Regions from separate parts of the Homo sapiens genome. Here region 2 is linked to region 1. A link is a loop called in an ENCODE intact Hi-C map of the cell type or tissue named here. Cell type or tissue: PC-3. All regions are shown on one strand. Links, peaks and the distances in the headings refer to the core of each region. The heading gives the core; the rest is flanking DNA. Region 1 holds the start of GPR37 (G protein-coupled receptor 37). Region 2 has its middle 74 kb from the start of GPR37.

What was found. Hi-C counts contacts between places; a loop is a spot of excess contacts. Peaks named below come from ENCODE experiments on the same cell type or tissue, not always from the same donor. Only the 100,000 strongest peaks of a DNase experiment are listed, where the experiment ranks them.
Region 2: a loop joins it to region 1, with 4 times the contacts of the local background. A loop is called at or near these places in 2 of 110 quality-filtered maps.

Annotation. Positions count from the first base shown.
Region 1 is chr7:124,760,049-124,770,082 of GRCh38, reverse strand. It overlaps GPR37 (G protein-coupled receptor 37), which reads left to right and starts at 4,291. Exons shown (of 2, transcript NM_005302.5): 1 at 4,291-6,129. The coding sequence starts at 5,107. RefSeq lists a silencer at 4,150-4,279. In PC-3, for the core only: a CTCF peak has its summit at 4,103; a DNase peak (open chromatin) is centred at 4,112; H3K4me3 peaks cover 3,519 bases; H3K27ac peaks cover 1,090 bases.
Region 2 is chr7:124,687,241-124,697,274 of GRCh38, reverse strand. No RefSeq gene overlaps it. Among named protein-coding and RNA genes, the nearest start is that of GPR37, 74 kb to the left of the region's middle. In PC-3, for the core only: no CTCF peak of the experiment used is centred there; DNase peaks (open chromatin) are centred at 6,214 and 8,124; H3K27ac peaks cover 947 bases.

The sequences.
Region 1 (10,034 bases), core at 2,051-7,050:
TTGCATTCAAGTTTCTTTACAAACAACAACAACAACAACAACAAACCGAATCCAACAAAACCCAAAGGACTTGGCTATGCAATTAGTGTGCTGGTCCAAGTATGGTTCAAACATATTTTATGTAGCCCAATGTCTACATTTTTGTCTGGAATAAATAAAAGACTATTTTGATTATTGTTGTTTTATTTTAAATTTTAAGTACTTTAATTTTGATATTTGATTTTTAAGGTAGACATAACCATATTGATATTATATTCCAAGCAGTGCCATTTCCCACCCGTTAATGATAATTTGGCTCTTATATATGGCAAAAGAGAGAGGTGATTAATGAAGGTGATCAATGGAGGCTTCCAAACTAACAATTAATAATTCAGTGACAGAAAGGCTGCAACCACAAACTATTTGGAAAACAGACAAATTTTGAATTTCAGAAAATAATAATCTATTGGTGGTATGTTACAGTTTCTTTCAGAAAAAATGACCCTTTTGAATTATCTGAGGCAAAAAAGAAAGAAAATTATTTGATAAGTGAATTGTGTGCTGGGTAAAGCTTCTGTTCAACGATGTATCTTAAAACTTGAAATAGTAATTTCTCTCATTCTGTGATGTGTGTTATTTCAGCACACCAAACACCAAATGAAGTGTAATAGATTTTATAAAAATGCCAAGGCAGGTAATAATTTACATGTTCTTTTTTTATTAAAAAAATCAATAGTATGTATTATAAACCTTGTGAAATGCTGACACAGGAAAAAAAATCCATGTTCAAATCAGTTTTCTTTGTACAGATAAATGGCCTCAGATGTAAACCAGACAATGATTAGCTAATTCCTTTTCTGATCTATATTTCTAAAGTAGAATCTACACAAATGAATGAGATGTGACTATTTCCATTTAAAATTTATAGTTACAGCTGAGCTAAGCTTTGGAAAAATATTTGAAGATGTGTGTTTTTCTTTTTGCAGGGAATGCATTCTAAATTTTCTTATAAACCTATTACTTTACACTTTTATTTACCAAGCATATTCTTTTTCAAGGATTATGTGTTTTTGACAGCATTTAAATTTCACTAAAAACAAAGTTGAACTACCAAGAGCAACAGTAATAAATATTTTATACTTTATGTAGTCTTTTCATATCTACCTAATCCACATAACAACTTGGGTGAGCAGAGCTGAGAGTAGGTATTAGTATCCTTATTATACAGATGAGAAAATTGTGTTTCCAAAAATATAAATAATTGATATTTTTGGAAACACAATTTTATAAATAATTGATATTGACCTGGGCTCCAATAGAGTAGCTGGAGCTCTTTGGTTTTATTCATGGTCCGAATAAGTTAGAGAACCAGAACTTGGCAACCATCCAAGTAGGTAGGCATCATTGTTCAGGTTAAGGAAGGGACCACTCATGAATGAGATACCACCACAGACAAACACAGGTAGCTCCTCCTTCAGGCCTTTCCCCAGCCACTCTCCAAGCATGGTACCTGAGTTCTATAGCCCACCACTTTAAGAATGATGCCCAACTCTGGGCCAAGCATGTGTGAATTACAATGGAGCTTCTAAGGGAGCAGGTAAAGGGATTTTTCCCTGTTTAGCTTTGATTCCTTTCTGTGTAGTGATAGAGATTAGTGACACATTTATGTGGTCTAGAGTAAAAAGGATAGAAACATATCTTACATGTGTAACTTAAACTCTAAGCTAATGAGATGAGAAGGGAAGCTATATCACTGTTTCATTTTGGCAACTTATTTTTCCTGTTTCATTATTAATCCAGATTTCCCTCTTCTAAATTTTTTTTAAAGAAACAAGATACTACAGTTAGAGTAGAAGCTTCCTTCCATCCCATGACCATTCTTCTATTTCCTGAGGTGACTAATATTCTGAAGTTGATCTGTATTTATTCCATTCACATATTTTATATGATACACCATGTATGATTATCAAATTGTTTTATGTGCATTTTAAGAGCTACACAAATGGTAGCATTATATAGTTAACACATCAAGTTCTACGTTTTTCCCTTACATTTATGTTTCTGAGATTCAGTCTTGGTGATACACATAAGCCTAGTTTGTCCTTTTTATGAGTATACAAGAAAATATAAATTCAGTGAGAGCAGAACTTTATTTTATTCACTGCTCTGACCTAAGTAACTTGAGCAGAATATTTCTTTAATGAAGTAGTGAATTTGAGAGAATGAGTTAGTGTATATAAATGAATGAATTAATGTACAAATGAATGTGTGCTATTAGCTTATATTTTTTCCTATTTCTGGCTTTGTCTGATTTTGACATTAAGGTTATTCTGCCTTCACAAAATGAACTGAGTAGCTTTAAAACATTTTGTATAAATGTATATTTATTCCGCAGGATATGCTAAGGTCTAGCACTTTCCTCTGGGTAGATCTTGATGAATGATTTGATTTCTTTAATGTTATAGTTCGATTACAGTTTCTGAAAATTTTCTTCTTGAACTATTTTTGGTAGTTTATGTTTTTCTATACAATTATTCCTGTTGTCTCCATTTTTAGATTTAATGGTGTATTAGTTTACTATTGCTACTGCAACAAATAACCATAAATTTTGTGGCTTAAAACAACACACATTCATTATCTTACAGTTATGGAGGTCAGAAGTCTCAAATGGGCTAGTAGATCCTTTTTTATGCCCATTCTAGCTTCCAGAGATTGCCCACATCACTTGGCTTGTGTTTGTTTTTACTCTGACCCTCCTGCCTCTCATTTGTAAGGGCTCTTGTGATTATAGTGTACCCACCTGGATAATCACGATACTCTCCCCATCTCAAGAGTCTTAGCTGAATTGCATTGGCAAAATCCCTTTTGCTCTGTAAGGTAACATACTCACAGGTATTAGGAATTAGGATTCGGACATTTTTTTGGGGGGGCATTATTCTATTTACCACAATTGGTATCATATGTTCCATTGTGTTTTCTCCTGCCTCTCTAGATGTGTTGCTTTAAAAAAATTCAGGCCGGGTGTGATGGCTCACGCCTGTAATGCCAGCGCTTTGGGAGGCCGAGGCGGGCGGATCACGAGGTCAGGAGCTCAAGACCAGCCTGGCCAACATAGTGAAACCCCGTCTCTGCTAAAAATACAAAAAAAATTAGCCGGGCATGGTGGCGGGTGCCTGTAGTCTCAGCTACTTGGGAGGCTGAGGCAGGAGAATCGCTTGAACCCGGGGAGGCGGAGGTTGCAGTGAGTCGAGATCGCACCACTGCACTCCAGCCTGGGCGACACAGCAAGACTCTGTTTAAAAAAAAAATTCAGAATGTGTTTATTTCTTCCTCTATCATTTTCTCTTCATTAATTTGTCTATTTTATTAGCTATGCCCTGACAGTTTTGACAGGGTTGTGGGATATAGTAGAAAGGTTGGAAAGGCATGGACAGCCGTGCTGGGAGTGCTGTTCGAGTAATTTTCTGCCTCCAGTCATTTCCCACTACTTCATCAAATACAACTACCTCACTATGCTCTGGGTGGTACGAAGTAACCCATGGTAGGATGCTTCCCAACTCAGTGTTAAAGGTAATGGTGCATCCTGAGCTTTCTCGCTCTGCATCTCAATCCTGGAACTGGTAATTCTCTATGACTGACACCTCTGAGCTCCCATTCTCTCCTATCTCTAGGGAATACCTGAGGAGGTGAGGTTTCACCTTCTTACTCCCCGCGGCCCAACCCCCGTCCGCCCCTCCCCCGCCCCGCCCCTCGCCCCCCAGAGCTGAGACCTGGGCATGCGCATCAGCCGCAACAGATTGGAGGGGACCCTGCTGCTCACTCCCCTGCTACCCTCCTCTCTTCCCTCCCCCGACCGCTCTCATATTCCCGTTCCCACCCCCACCCCCCACTCCCGCCCCGCACCCGCCCCTAGCCCGGGCTCGGGGACCTGTCAGGCTGGTTTCGACAGCTGGGGAATTAACCTGTCCCGCCCATCCCTAGCCTCGAGCCGCGCAGGCTCCGCGCCTCCGCCCTTGTTCCCTCCCAGCTCCTCCGAGTGGAAGCCGCTACAAATGGCTTGAATGAAACGTGTGTGGGTTTAGTGAGTGGTGAACCACCAGGGGATCCCGTCTCCCCACAAACCAGTATCTCTCCGAGGAGGAGGCGAAGGAGTGGGAGGAGGCAACGAGCCGAGAGTCGAGCTTCGCGGGCGCGCGCAGCGGCTGGAGCGCGGGGGCGAGGCCGGGCCACCTCCCCTTCCCGGCCGCGCACTGCCTGGCCCGCGGCGGTTCCAGGCACCACCCTTCCCGTCCGGGCTGAGCCCGCTGTGGCAGTGACTAGCTCCCGCGGCTAGCGGCACTGTCCACCGACGAGCGGCGCCCTCTTCTCCCCCTTCTCCCCACGATTTCCTTCTCTGCGGCGGCACGCCGTCCAGCAGCCTGCTTCGCCCCGTCGTCAACTTTGAGCTGGAGGAGAAGCAACTTTGGCAGTGGCCGCGGGGTTGGAATCCCGCTTCTCCTCGGCAGCAGTAGGCTCGCAAGTCGCTGGGGTTAGGTGGGGCAAGAGTTTCGCCGGCGCATCAGCGCTGCTTCGGACTGTTTGCAACGTGTTTCCAGCGAGCTGGGAGCGGGGTTGTGACTGCGAGTCGTCTGGGGGAGGGGGACTTGTTTTTCTTTTCCTCTAGAGACCTCGGCTTGCAACTGGATCAAACGCTGTCGAAAGGATGTAAATAGGCAGAGCAACTGTTACCAAGAAGGCCACCACCCCCACCCAAAGGCAGTGAGGAGTGTGGGGCTTCGTCTGGGCTCCCCCGAGTCTCAACAGTAATCAACAGTCAGGTGTTGATTGCAACTTTTCAAGGTCAGCCACCGGGAGTAGCCTATTCCCTCTAGGAACCTTGGAGGGCATACCTTGCTGGGACTCAACTTGGCTGAGAAATGCACAAGATGCCAAAGGAGGAAGGATTATAGGGGGCGTGTGTGTGACCCCCAAGACCGATCTTCCGCTATCACCCTAATCTCCGGTTCCCCGCTACCCGGGCGGGGGTGAGTATGTGACATGTGCCTAACTCTCAGCAGCAACTTCGGCAGCAGGTGTCGATCCTAACTAAGCAGGAGCTGCGGCTGCCGGGTGTGCCCTCACCAAGCCATGCGAGCCCCGGGCGCGCTTCTCGCCCGCATGTCGCGGCTACTGCTTCTGCTACTGCTCAAGGTGTCTGCCTCTTCTGCCCTCGGGGTCGCCCCTGCGTCCAGAAACGAAACTTGTCTGGGGGAGAGCTGTGCACCTACAGTGATCCAGCGCCGCGGCAGGGACGCCTGGGGACCGGGAAATTCTGCAAGAGACGTTCTGCGAGCCCGAGCACCCAGGGAGGAGCAGGGGGCAGCGTTTCTTGCGGGACCCTCCTGGGACCTGCCGGCGGCCCCGGGCCGTGACCCGGCTGCAGGCAGAGGGGCGGAGGCGTCGGCAGCCGGACCCCCGGGACCTCCAACCAGGCCACCTGGCCCCTGGAGGTGGAAAGGTGCTCGGGGTCAGGAGCCTTCTGAAACTTTGGGGAGAGGGAACCCCACGGCCCTCCAGCTCTTCCTTCAGATCTCAGAGGAGGAAGAGAAGGGTCCCAGAGGCGCTGGCATTTCCGGGCGTAGCCAGGAGCAGAGTGTGAAGACAGTCCCCGGAGCCAGCGATCTTTTTTACTGGCCAAGGAGAGCCGGGAAACTCCAGGGTTCCCACCACAAGCCCCTGTCCAAGACGGCCAATGGACTGGCGGGGCACGAAGGGTGGACAATTGCACTCCCGGGCCGGGCGCTGGCCCAGAATGGATCCTTGGGTGAAGGAATCCATGAGCCTGGGGGTCCCCGCCGGGGAAACAGCACGAACCGGCGTGTGAGACTGAAGAACCCCTTCTACCCGCTGACCCAGGAGTCCTATGGAGCCTACGCGGTCATGTGTCTGTCCGTGGTGATCTTCGGGACCGGCATCATTGGCAACCTGGCGGTGATGTGCATCGTGTGCCACAACTACTACATGCGGAGCATCTCCAACTCCCTCTTGGCCAACCTGGCCTTCTGGGACTTTCTCATCATCTTCTTCTGCCTTCCGCTGGTCATCTTCCACGAGCTGACCAAGAAGTGGCTGCTGGAGGACTTCTCCTGCAAGATCGTGCCCTATATAGAGGTAATGCCTTCCAGGGGCTCTCAAGCTAGTGGCTTTATCTGTTTTCGGGATTATAGCATCAGAGAACTGCTGCTGGATGCACCTATCTAGCTGAACGCCTTTCCTTTTTATCTGGGGCCCTCTTTCATTTCTCTTTCCAATCATTTATGCATGTATGTATATACAAAAAGAGGCAGCTTCGCGAAATCACCTTCAAATTCATCTGCTCCTGGGCTGTAAAAAAAGGATGATCTCACAATATACAGAATTGTTTGGAGTATAAATCTATCTCCCTGAATATGGTGTTATGCGTATTTCTGATTTGGCACTTGTCAGAGATTTTAGGGTTAAGTAAATGGCCAGCCTAAGGTTGTCATCATCAGAGCCTACAAGGAAAAAAAAAAAAACATTAGCATTTGTGTACTAGTTACCAAGTGCTTCAATGTGAGTTTTCCCCCAAGAAGATTATTGCATTTTTTCTTAAACAGCAAAGTTGGAGTAACATTTTATTGAAAGAAAGAAAGAAAGAAAATTGTGTTTGTCAGTTGGCCTCATGATATATTAATAACCTCTCAAATTAGTTTAAGTGTCTGACTGTCTTCCATGCTATCCCATCTAAATTCTTAAGTCATTTTTTGTTCCTGTCTTTTCCCATCTCGGTTTCTTAATTTTATTTTTGTGTGTTTGCGTGAACTTAAGCAAAAATAAGACTTTGGCCAGCGTGGCACATAATTTGTTTAACATTCTCAAAGTTATACATTTGTTATTTGTTATGGGTGGAAAGATTGGCTATTTTAAGGGATTGACCCTAAGACTAGAAAATTTCTTGGGAAGAAGGGGGCACATCTAGTTTCCAAACTTTGGAAACAAAAATCATTTTGAGTGAAATTGCATTGTTTCATCCTACAGCTAGTGTCCTGGCCCACTATTGTGGTAGGTGGACTTTGCTCTTTAAATGGCCTCTCTTTAAACACCAGCTCTTGGAAGGGGCCCAACTGTTTTGCTGCCAGTTGTGTTTTTAGCCAGCTGGCCCTTGATTTTCTCCATTCAGACTGTCCATTTCATTTATGGAAGCAGAAGAAGGGAAACTGTAAATATTCCGCAGCCCCTGATCCTGTCTGGCACCAGGGCCTGTGACACTATGTTCAACATTGTTCCAGGCCTAAAGCTGGGGGATAAGTAAACAGAAAACAGTACCTACTTAGACGGACCAAAGCTGGAGACAGTAAATAAGACCCTCTGTTATCTTGACAGGGATCAGGTGCAGGATCATTCCATGACTATGAAATCAGCTGTTGCTGCTTTAGCAGCGTCCATGATTTCTCCTGTTGCCAAGCTTGGCGTATCTCTGAAACATCTACTTTGTTTGGTAGACAATTCATTTTTGAATTGTGAAGGAGCCAGTTGAACTCATGTTAGAGAATATGTGTCTATTTACCAAACTGCCTCTTCAAGGTCAGTTTCAAATTTCTTTTTTTCTTTTTTTTTTTTTATCAGAAGAAATTGACTTATGCAAGAAAGAGACAAAAGTATAAAGCGGACAAGAGAGGTACCTCAATGACAGAGAAGTGTATTGGCTTATCTCACTGGAAATGTACTGGACATGTAGAAATCTGTATACACTAGAGGGAAAAACAATAGGACAGAAAAAGGAAATTGGGGAAAGAAAAATAAAAACACCAAAGTTCTTGAAAGAACACCTTAAAAGAAAAGAATATCAAATTCAGGAAAGATTATAAAAACTTTGGTTAATTTAATGAGATATAAGCATTTTGAGCAATGGCATTTATTATGTACTTATTTTAATTTTCTTTTTCCGTAATTCTGAGTTTGTACAAATGTAATACTTTCTTTCATTTGTATTTCACTTTTTAATTTAATCAGCTCCTCCTTAAGAGTGCTTTGTTTTTTGCCTCTTATTATTAGTAAAATCTTTTACTTTCTGTATTTTTGCTTAACTTTTCCCCATCCTAGTAGCTTTCTCTATTTTTCAGTTATTAGTGCTAGCATTTATTTTTCTTAGAGAATCAAAGGCTTAAAAAATTCACTCATTTATTTTTTAAAATTACAGTATAATATACATTTTTACTGTTAAAATAGTGAATGAACATCTTAATATGTAGCATTTCTATATTTCTACCTAATCCTTATTACTCTGAAATAATTTTAGAATGGTTTATAAAAATAATTATTGGACAATATTGCTGGCTTCATAATTCCTGATTACTGAGAACAAGAACTACAGTCCAAATCTCAAAATAAAAGTGTGTCTCCAGGAGGCACTGATGTTTTCACAAAAGTAAGAGGTATTTAGGGTTTCTCCTACGTTGGGTTCCTGCAAAAACAGGCCCTGAGATGTAGATTTATTGGGGCATCAAGTTTATTGGGTTGTGCTCTCAGGTTCAACCTATTAAGGAAAGAAGAAAGCAGGATTGGGCGGGCAAAGGGAGAAGTTGAACTGTGATGCAATTGCCACAGAGACCTCAGCTGACACCATTAGGAGCTTTAGGGCTGGGATGGCCATGCAGCCATATCCCAAATTGAGGCAAGAGGGCTCAGCCTTTACATCTCTTTATGGACCAGTCATTAGATGTAAGACATTGGATGCAAGCCTGCTCCCAGGATGGGGTATAACCTTGAGTTGGGTGGATCTCTTTGGTCAAGGGCAATTCCTAGAGAGGGATGCAGCTAAGCACTGTCAACCAATAGCCCCAGCAGCTGGAGGAATCAGTGCTTCATTCTTGAAGGACTTTGGAGGGAGCTGTCTGGGTGGAAAACCACAGCATCCACTACAGTAGCTTTTTTTTTTTTTTTTTTTTTGAGACGGAGTCTTGCTCTGTCACCAGGCTGGAGTGCAGTGGCACGATCTCAGCTCACTGCAACCTCTGCTTCAGGGGTTCAAGCTATTCTGCCTCAGCCTCCCAAGTAACTGGGACTACGGGTGCGTGTCACCACACCCGGCTAATTTTTTTTGTATTTTTAGTAGAGATGGGCTTTCACCATGTTGGCCAGGATGGTCTTGATCTCCTGACCTTGTGATCTGCCCACCTCTGCGTCCCAAAGTTCTGGGATTACAGGCGTGAGCCACCACGCCCAGCTTACAGTAGCTTTTGAACAATCATGTTAAATCAGACATAGATAATGTTCTAATCCAACTCCCTCATTTTAAAGATGAAATTTGAAGCTCAGAGACTATCCTAAACATATATACCTGGTCAGTAGCCACCAGACCCTTGGTCTCAATGCTTCATGTTTATATTTGCTGATTAGACCAACCTGTATGAAGCACAAGCTTTATCCAGTGAGTGTTTTCTTTTCCTTTCCGCTCCTTGGCATCTGAAAAATTTTTTCTTTTTTTAATCCACTAGACAGGAAAAAATAAAAACCCGTAAACATCATTTGTTATATAATGAAATGTATAGCTTCTTTTGTTTCTCATAAACTGTCAGTAAGTTCTGCAATTGGTAGTTAATTAAAATTTTTTAAATTGCAGTAATCTGAGACAACTATACTTTTTAATTTGCCTAGCATGATGACTTTAATGACCAAAAAGTTATATAGGTTAAATTTTATGTTCTTAAAATCATGAAGTATGTTAGATTGGTGAAGGACATTACAAGTACATTACATTTGTTCAAACTTTCTCCAAATCCCCTTCCAAAATTTTGCCTCTGACCTCAAGACTTTTAAAAATTTTTTGACATCTTGTCTACTTTCATATTTCTAAATTTTGCCATTCCTTCACTTGTTACTTTCTTATTTTATTTCTTGGCTATTTTTCCTTTCTTTAACTATGTATAATACCTTCTTATAGATTTATGATGTAGCATTCACCATTTTCCAGTAAGATGTTTAACCTTTTTCAGTGTTTTTATTTTTAATTTTTTCGTAGTTAATTTTAAATTTTATTCTCAATAGATTATGAT
Region 2 (10,034 bases), core at 3,452-8,451, 74 kb after region 1:
TAAGTTTTGTTCATGCAAGGTGCACTGTATGTCTGGTGACCCTCCAGGCAGCTGTCCTCTTTGTGATAGCTCAGCTTTACCTCTCCACATCAACACCTGATTCCATGATTATGGCAGCAAAAAAAGAATGTTCTGAAAATCTCACAATGACGATTCAATGCTTCTACCTAGAGGTGATATATCACCTCCACTAACATTCTATTTTCTAAAGAAAATCACGTCATCATTCCTTACCTTAAGGAGGCAAGGAAGTGCAATTACCCCATGTATCTGGAATGAAGACAGCAGGAAAGTTTGAGGGGTAGCACAGGAGTATTGGACAATGGGCCGGCGCAATAGCAGTTTTCCTTGTATTTTCTCAATCTCCTCTCACCAGCCCTTCTGGAGTGCTTTCAGAAGATCATATGGTTGGCCTCAGTAGAAGGAGAAACTTACGAGAAAAAATGTTGGATTTCAAAATATGCATAGGCAGGCAAATGTTTAGGTTGGTGCTTTTGTTGCAAAGACCAACTAGATTTCCGAATTCTTGGTCATTGCATATTTTGTTATATGTCTGACAAAGATATTTCCCTTAGCTGCTAGGGAGAAAACTAGGGCCTTTTCTAACTTGGTCCCAGTGTGACAACCAATGTAAAACAACACTGTTCTCTCTAAATCTACAAACACAGCTTTGAAGAAAAGCAGATAAATCATAAACAAAAAACCTGAACTAGTTTCTCCTCACTCTGGATTATACATGATGAGCATTCTGAATCAGCTTTTTCATCAGCCCAGCATCAAATTTCTAAAGCCATTCTCTAGCAGTTTCTTCTTGCTTGACTCAGTCCTTCCTTATTCTCTATATTAAGCATAAATATCAGAATTCTTGCTCCAGTAGCTTTGTTCTACTTCACATTTTTAACTCTGATTTTCTCTGGGTTTGAATACATTTTTGTCCTTGTTTCTTTCATGAGTCAATAGCTGTCTCATCAGAAATGTATAACATCATATAATATTCATAATATAATGTCAGTCTCCTCTTGTACAACTGGGGAAAAGTGTTCTTCATAATGGTCATGTTTATTTACTGCAAGAATCTTACTGAGATTTTGTTAGACCAACAGATGTTTTCTTTCAAAGTTTTCTCTATGATGCAGATAGAAATAAAGGATGATAGGTTATGTGTTCCAAAGTTTGTGAATCAATCCATGCCTATCCCTACGCATTCACACATATTTATAGTGTTCATCAAACTTCCTCCTTTTCCTCAAATCACCTTGATTTTTGCTAATTTGATGAATTTATTTTTGTTCTCTTAGTGTATACACATTCTAAAATACTCCTTGCAAATTAAATTCCTTCCTTCCTCTCTCCTTCCTTCCTCCCTCCCTCTCTCTTTCTCTCTTTCTTTCCCTTCCTTCCTTCCTTCTTTTTCTTTCCCTTTCTTTCTTTCCTTCTTTCTTTCTTTTCTCTTTCCTTCCTTCCTTCCTTCCTTCCTTCCTTCCTTCCTTCCTTCCTTCCTTCCTTCCTTCCTTTCTCTTTTCTCCTCTCCTCTCCTCTCCTCTCCTCTCCTCTCCTCTCCTCTTCTCTTCTTTTCTTTCTTTCATAGCAAACGCCAAGGCAGGCAAATCACTTGAGGTCAGCAGTTCAGGACCAGCCTGGCCAATACGGTGAAACCCCATCTCTACTAAAAATACACACACAAGGCCGGGCGCGATGGCTCACGTCTGTAATCCCAGCACTTTGGGAGGCCGACTCGGGCAGATCATGAAGTCAGGAAATCAAGACCATCCTGGCTAACATGGTGAAACCCCGTCTCTACTAAAAATACAAAAAATTAGCCAGGCGTATCGGCGGGCACCTATATAGTCCCAGCTACTTGGGAGGCTGAGGCAGGAGAATGGTGTGAACCCGGAAGGCAGAGCTTGCAGTGAGCAGAGATCGCACTACTGCACTCCAGCCTGGGCAACAGAGCGAGACTCTGTCTCAAAAAAAAAATGCACTCACACACAGAAATTAGCCGGATGTGGTGGCAGGTGCCTGTAATCCCAGTAGCTCGGGAGGCTGAGGTAGGAGAATCGCTTGCACCTGGGAGGTGGAGGTTGCAGTGACCTGAAATCACTGCACTCACTGGAGTGAGTGCAATAGCACTCTAGCCTGGGTGTCACAGCGAGACTCCATCACAAAAAAATATAAAATAAAATAAAATAAAAAGAAATAGCAAATGAAAATGCTTACTACAGTCATTGCTATATACAAACTAAAGATTAAATCTAAACACTTTATGGTATGTGGAATTTCCCATGCCTTAAGCTAAGATCCCTTAAAATTTGAATTGGTCAGAATTCAAATATCTTGGAGTCTTCAAATGTTAATAAATATTGCTGTATTCAGTTTGTGTTTTTCATTTTAGGGATCAGACTTACAACTTGAGATATGGTTGCTATGATTTGGATCTAGTTTGCCCCTGACAAAACTCATGTTGAAATTATATTTTCAATATGGCAGTACTGGGAGGTGGGGCCTAGTGACAGGTATTTGAATTATGAGGCACTGCCCCATGAACAGATTGATTAATGCCCTTTCATGGAAATGAGTGAGTTTTTTCTCTCTCTCTGGAATGAATTAGTTTTCAACAGAGCAGGTTGTTATAAATGAACCTAGCCTCTCTTGCACGACACTCTGTACACACTGGCTTTCCCTTTTGTTTCCTTGTCATGTTGTGATGCAGCATAAGGCCCTCACCAGAAGTCAAGTGGATGCCAGAATCATGCTTATAGGACTTCCCAGCCTCCAGAATCATAAGCCAAATAAACCTCTCTCATTTATAAATTACACAGCCTCGGGTATCTTGTTATACCAATGCAAAATGGACCAAAATAATGGCTCACACTAGTTGGATTCCTATTCCACTGTTTAGTTCTCAGCACTTTAGTATCAACTTAGATTCCTCTTTAATCTTATATATCCTTTCCCCAGTATCCAATTTGGAAAGGTCTAAACCGTACGAAACTAAAAGTAGGTGAAGTTTTATTAATCTTGTAGGTGCTTGAAAAGGCAGCATGTAGAGACCTGCTTCAAAATAGTGTCCAGAATTCATAAGTCTTTTTCATGCCATAAGAGCAGATCAATGACTATTTCCAGTGGGCAACTGAGCATAGGTCTGATGGTTCTCTATTAACACTAGGTATTATTGATGATGCCCTCTCACACCCAAATATTCATGTAATTCACAGTTGGCATCTTGCTTATGATTGATGGCCCAATGTGAAATGCTGGGTTTGTAATGGATTTCACTTATGACTGTTTCTTAAGTATTTTGCTTAAGTTTCTTTGCTAGCTGGACATTCATCAAAGTTATTAAACTCAATACATGTAACATTTTAGGTTTGCACATATTTGCTAGCCATATCTTTTCAAAACTTTATTTTCTCTGAAAGTATGGATAAAATAAACAAAATTGGTATTTTTTTTCATTTCTACCCAGTGTAAATTGTTACTTTCTAGGTGTAAATTATCGAGTGACTATTTCAAATTTGGATTCATTATGGGGCATTCCCTATAATTTAAAAACTTCATATAACCCACTCATCACAGGGTAGTCATAAATTCTTAATTGCTTAAAGAAAGAGGAAAGAAAATAAGGCAATAATTTGAAAAAATAAACATTTTTGAAATTGTGTTCATGTATTCAATAAAAATGAAAACAGAGGTTTAAACTCAAACCAAACTGTTCACTAAAACTTTGGAATTTCAGCTTCTAACTTTTGTTTTCTGCAATATGCTTACTATTATGATTCTTATTGATTGAAGTCAATGTATGGATACATGATATTCTGGCCTTGACTTTCTCTCCAACAATAATGTTCTTTGCACAACCTCAGTCACTTATTCCCACACCTTCACCTAAACATTGAGTTCTTTCTCTCTCTCTCACTTTTGTTCTTTGTCTTCAACTACTTCTCACTGTCACCTCCTTCCTCACATGGCCAACACTGCCTGTGCCATTGTTATCCTTGCTCTCCACTGAAAATCTTGCTTCCTATTCCATAAGTTAACAGGACCAAAAACAACTTTCCAAAACTACACCACTCAATCTACTCACCTATTACATCACAGCCTCAATCCTGTCTTTTCCCTTCATTAGTATTAATTCATTGTCCATGATCCTAACTGAACAACTGTTTCTGCTGTACACTAGCTCCCATTCTCTCTCACCTACTGTATTGCTTGGCTGTCATTTCCTCTCTCATCAATTTCTACTATCTGCTTTATAATTAACATCAATATAAAACTGCTGTTGTTTCTCCTTGTTGAAATAAAAACAATCGTCTGTTGACCCCACTTCCTCTCTAACTACTGTCACTTTAAAGCAAAACATTTAAGACATGTTGTCTATAATCTATGTGCAATTCCTTTCTTCCTCATCTGTCTTAACCCCACTATAAAAAGGTGTTTGCTACTTCCATGCCATCCAAATTCCTCTTGGTAAGGACACCAATGACTTCCCCATCCACTCAATTAGAAAATCTGTTGGCTCCATCTTCACATTGTATCTAAAACCTCATTACTTTATATCACCCCTATTGCTATCACCCTAGCCAAAGTCAGCAGGATTATAACCCACTGGGATCATTGCCATAGCCTTTCAACATGCCTCCCTACTTCAACCCTCATTATGCCTCATACCCCAATTATTTTTGGCACAGCAATATGATCTGTTAAAAAGTAAGTAGATCATGCTACCCACTGTTTAAAATGTTCCAGTGCTTCCCGTCTCCTTCAAAGTAAAAGTCAGCCCATAGAAAGGCCTATAAAATTGGGTCTCCCTCCTTAATTCTTCTTCATTACCTTTTTAGCCAATTTCTCCATCTAATTTCCCCCTTGCTCACTTTACCATTCTCACCTGAGCCTCCACACCATTTCAGAACATTTCAGGACACTTGTACCTCAAGGCTTTTGCCTTTGCTGCTCTCTTTCCCCTGCCTGAAGTACTGTTTCTCCAGGGAGTTCACCAGGATTATGAGCTCACTTTCTTCAGGTCTTTGATCAAATATCTCATTAAGTCTTCCCTGACCAGCCTTTAAATTTGCATTCACATTCTGTCTACTTGCCTCTCCTGCTTAATTTTCTCTTCAGCATTATCAATGTCTGGAATGTTATATATTTTATTTTATTTTTTACTTGCTTTTCACACTGCAGTGTAACCTCAATGAGGCAGGGAATGTTGTCATTTTCCTTTGTTACCGTATCTCCAGTAGCAGAACAGTTCTTGACACATAGTAAACCTTCAAGAAATGTCATAAATTGCAAATGAAAGGTATTGGAGACTATGGTTGGTTGGAATTACCTGCAGATATTACAAAACTACTAAGGCATCTACCTCTACACTCCAACAGGACACTATTACAAGACTGATCTCAAACTGTTGTATCTTTCCTATGACATTGTTGGTTTCTTGAGGGAAGATATGATGCTTTTTATTTCTATATTTTTATCATCTGGAAAATGGGTGTGGGCAATGAATGTTGAATGAGTAAATACGTGGAATAAAAAAAATACCTTGATGAATTTTAAAGACCCCGATCATTTGAATGTTCTGCTCTGCCAGAAGATTGAGGCTGTCATGTACTCTTCCATATTAATGTCATGGGGATGGTGATGCTCCAAATTACTCTGTGACCATAAAGGACATTCTATGCTTCTCTGAAGCTAGTTTAAAAATGAACATTGTGGATAACCTTGGTTGCTCTATAAGTCAGATAACCCGAAATTAATTTGATTTTAAAAGACTTAGAAAAACTAATTGCTTTTTCCTTTTTTTTTTTTTTTTTTGAGAGAGAGTCTCACTCCGTCACCCAGGCTTGAGTGCAGTGATGCGATCTCGGTTTAAGCGATTCTCCCACCTCAGTGGGAGTAGCTGAGTAGCTGGGACTACAGTTGCCCGCCACCACGCCCAGCTAATTTTTGTATTTTTGATAGAGACAGGGTTTTGCCATGTTGGTCAGGCTGGTCTTGAACTCCTGACCTCAGGTGATCTGTCTGCCTCGGCCTCCCAAAGTACTGGGATTATAGGTATGAGCCACCACACCCAGTCAAGAGGGCTGATTTTCAAAGTTGCCTTTAGTTTAATCATTTAGGCATAAACTGATGGCTGCTTTCTCAATGTCATCCTCATTGTCATTTACACATGCTAATCATACTCTTTCATCTCTTCAGCAAATATTGAGTGTTGACCACATACATGACATGACATGAGGCACAAGCAATAAAAAACAGCAATTAAAAAAAATCAGACTTAGTCATGTCCTTTTAGACTTTACAATGATTATAAATTGTGATAATTTCTACCATGAAACAGGATGAAGGCATGTGTACCCTGGTGCTTTTGCAATTGCTGTTAAAATTTTTTAAATCCTTTTTAAAAATAGTTCTATTGAGATAAAAATAGCAGCTTTATTGAGAATAAAGTATTTTAAAAATCTTTTTTTAAAACATAGGAGCTTTATTGAGATTAAAAAAATAGAAGATTTACTGAGAATGGAGTATTTTTAAAATCTTTCCAAAATATAGCAGCTTTATTGAGATATAATTCCCAAACTATGAACTTTACCCTTTTAAAAGGGGCAATTCAGTGTTTTTAGTCTAATCAGAGTTACACAAATATCATCAGAATTTTGTAACATTTTTGACATCCCAGAAAGAAACTCCAGTGTTTATTGGCAGTCACTCTCCAATCCTTAATCCCCCCACCCGCAACCCCACCCCTGCCCCAGGCCACTGGCAACCACTAACTAGCTTGTACCTCTAGATACATAGATTTGTCTATTCTGGACATTTTATATAATTGTGATGGTACTATATGTTACCTTTTTGACTGGCTTTTCTCACTGAGTATAATGATTTCAAGGTTCATCCATGTTGTAGCAAGTACTAGTACTTCATACCTTTTTGTTGCTGAATAATATTACATTGTATAGGAAAACCATATTTTGTTTATGCATTCATCAGTTGATGGACACTTGTGTTATTACTTTTTGGCTCTCATGAATAATGCTGTTATGGACATTTATGTATATGTTTTTAGTTTATACATATGTCATCTTCATTTGAATTGTGCATATACCTAAAATGTATTAGTAGGGTTCTCCAAAGGGACAGAACTAATAGGATATGTGTACATATGAAAGGGTGTAAGGAGAATAGGCTCACACAATCACAAAGTGAAGTCCATGATGGCCATCTTGAAGCTGAGGCAGAATGAAGCCAGTAGTAGCTCAATCTGAGTTCAGAAGCCTCAAAAGTAGGAAAACCAACAGTGCAGCCTTTAGTCTGTGGCCGAAGACCCAAGAGCCCCCAGCAAACCACTGGTTTAAGTCCCAGAGTCCAAAGGGTGAAGAACCTGGAGTCTGATGTCCTAGGGCACGAAGCATCCAGAGCAGGAGAAAGAAGAAAGCCAGAAGACTCAGCAAGTTGGCTTATCCCACTTTCTTCCACCTGCTTTGTTTTAGCCATGGTGGTGGCTGGTTGGATGGTGGCCACCCACGTTGAGGGTGAGTCTTCCTCTCCCAGTCCACTGACTCAAATGTTAATCTCTTCTGGCAACACCCTCACAGACACCCAGAAATAATACTTTACCAGCTGTGTAGACATCCTTCAATCCAATCAAGTTGACACCTAATGTTAACCATCACAAATCCACTCCTTGTCAACTGAATCCACACACATCTCTTGAAATCATACTTAATCTCCAAAGAAAGACAATAAGGCCATTATTATACTTAACATAATACAGCTATCCTTCGTACAACTGGAAGCACACTAATCCTTAATCTAAATACTATTACATAAAGTTAACAACACTTAAGTGCTGATATAAAGTCAGTAAATCTTATGTCACATGATAAAGGAAAACGAAAGGAAATAAAATGAAGATATTTTTTAGTACAAGTGTATACATGCACAAAAATGTTCTTAACAAAATAAGGGGGAAAACTCATGATGATTACAGTCCTCATTTCTGCAGCTGGTCTCGTGTTGTATTGATGACTACCTTCTTCTACTACCCATTCTGAATTCCCTTTGCTTTCAGCAAGCACTTCAGCTGGTTGTGGTTTCTTACATGGTGGAGTGAATAAACCTTCATTCCTGAAAGTTCTGGGCCATTTGTCATCCTGCCTGGATTGGGTTGGTGTAGTTTCCCATTGAACTTAATCACAGGGCATGGTAATACTAAGAGACGCCCTAAAGGATCTCCTGTATTCCATGAATACTCTTCCTTACCTCCATTGTGGAGTAGTAGTCTGATTTCATCTTGATAGTGTGGGTCAATTTCCCCTACCAACAATGTGACTCTCTTCTTAGCCTGTTGACTTAGAGGTAGGAGGAGCCCAAAGGCGGCAATCTTAACTTCCAGTTTAATGGAATTGTTGTGTCTTCTGGTGGCAGCATTCCATCCTCTGGACTTAAGACCTCCAGGCCAGCAGAACATAATGTCGTGGGAACAGGAAGAAAAATGTTTGCTAGCGGGTCACTAAGGGTAATGGTGAGTGGTACCACTTCCACTTTCACCTCTTGATTTCTGGACTTGTGAATCCTGGCTATGGGAGAAACAGTACCATATATTGGTCACTGATTCAGAGCATACAGAGACTTGAGGAGAACTTTGCCTCAAAGTATTGTCACCTAGTTGGCATTGTAATTGTGACTTCAAAAGGCCACTGCCTCACTTCTTTAGTGTAAAGTGAGTGCCTTGGTCAGAGGCAATGATTTGTGGAATACCATGATGGTGGATGAGGCATTCCATGAGTCCACAGATGGTAGTCTTGGCAGAAGCATTATGTGCAGGATAGGCAAACCCATATCTGGAGTAAATGTCTATTCTGGTGAGGACAAGCATCTGCCCTTTTCATGATGAAAAAGGTCCAATATAATCAGTCTACCACCAAGTAGTTGGCTGATCACGCCGAGGAACAGTGCCATATCAAGGTGTCAGTGTTGGTCTCTGTTGCTGGAAAATTAGGCACTCAGTGGTATCTGTGGCCAAGTCAGCCTTGGTGAGTGGAAGTTAATGTTGCTGAGCCCATGCGTAACCTCCATCCCTGCCACCATGGTCATTTTGTTCATGAATCCATTGGGTGTTGACAGGGGTGGCTGGGGAAAGAGGCTGAGGGAGTCTATATAATGAATAATCCAATCCACTTGATTATTACAATCCACTGCTGAGGTCACCCTTTGATGAACATTCACATAGGACACAAATATCTTCACAGTATTTTACCACTCAGAGAGGTCCATCCACATATCTCTTCCCCAAATTCCTTTGTCACCAATTTTCCAATCACGCTTCTTCCAAGTCCCTGACCATCCCAGCAAACCATTGGCTACAGCCCATGAATCAGATATAATAGTACGTCTAGCCATTTCTCATTCTAAGCAAAGTACACAACCAGGTGCACTGCTCAAAGTTCTGGGAAGATTTCCCTTCACTGCTTTCCTTGGTGGATATCCTAGAAAGGGGCTATAGTGCTGCAGCTGTCCACTTCTGAGTGGTGCCTGTATATCGTGTAGAACCATATGTAAACCAGGCCCTAGTTTTCTCTTCCTCTGTCAACTGACCATAGGGAACTCCCCATGAGGCCACTGGTGCAGGCTGGGAGAGAGAAGGCAGGGTGACAGCAGTGGAGACCATGGGCATTTGAGCCACTTCCTCATGTAACTTACTTGTGCCTTCAGGACCTGTTGAGCCTGATTTCATACATACCACTTCTGTTTAATGATGGAATGCAGCTGTGCACAACCCATTTTATGGCTAGATGGGTCAGAAAGCACCCAGTTCATGATAGGCAGTTTGGGTCGTATGGTAATGGTAATTCTGTTTATCATTTTGAAAAGCTTCCAAAAGGTTTGTTTTCTACAGTGGCTGGACCATTTCCAATCTTACCAGCAATGTATGAGGATTCCAATATCTCCACATCCTCACTAAGAGTTATTGTCTGTCTTTTTCATTTTAGCCCTGCTAGTGGATATATAGTGGTATCTTATTGTGGTTTTGG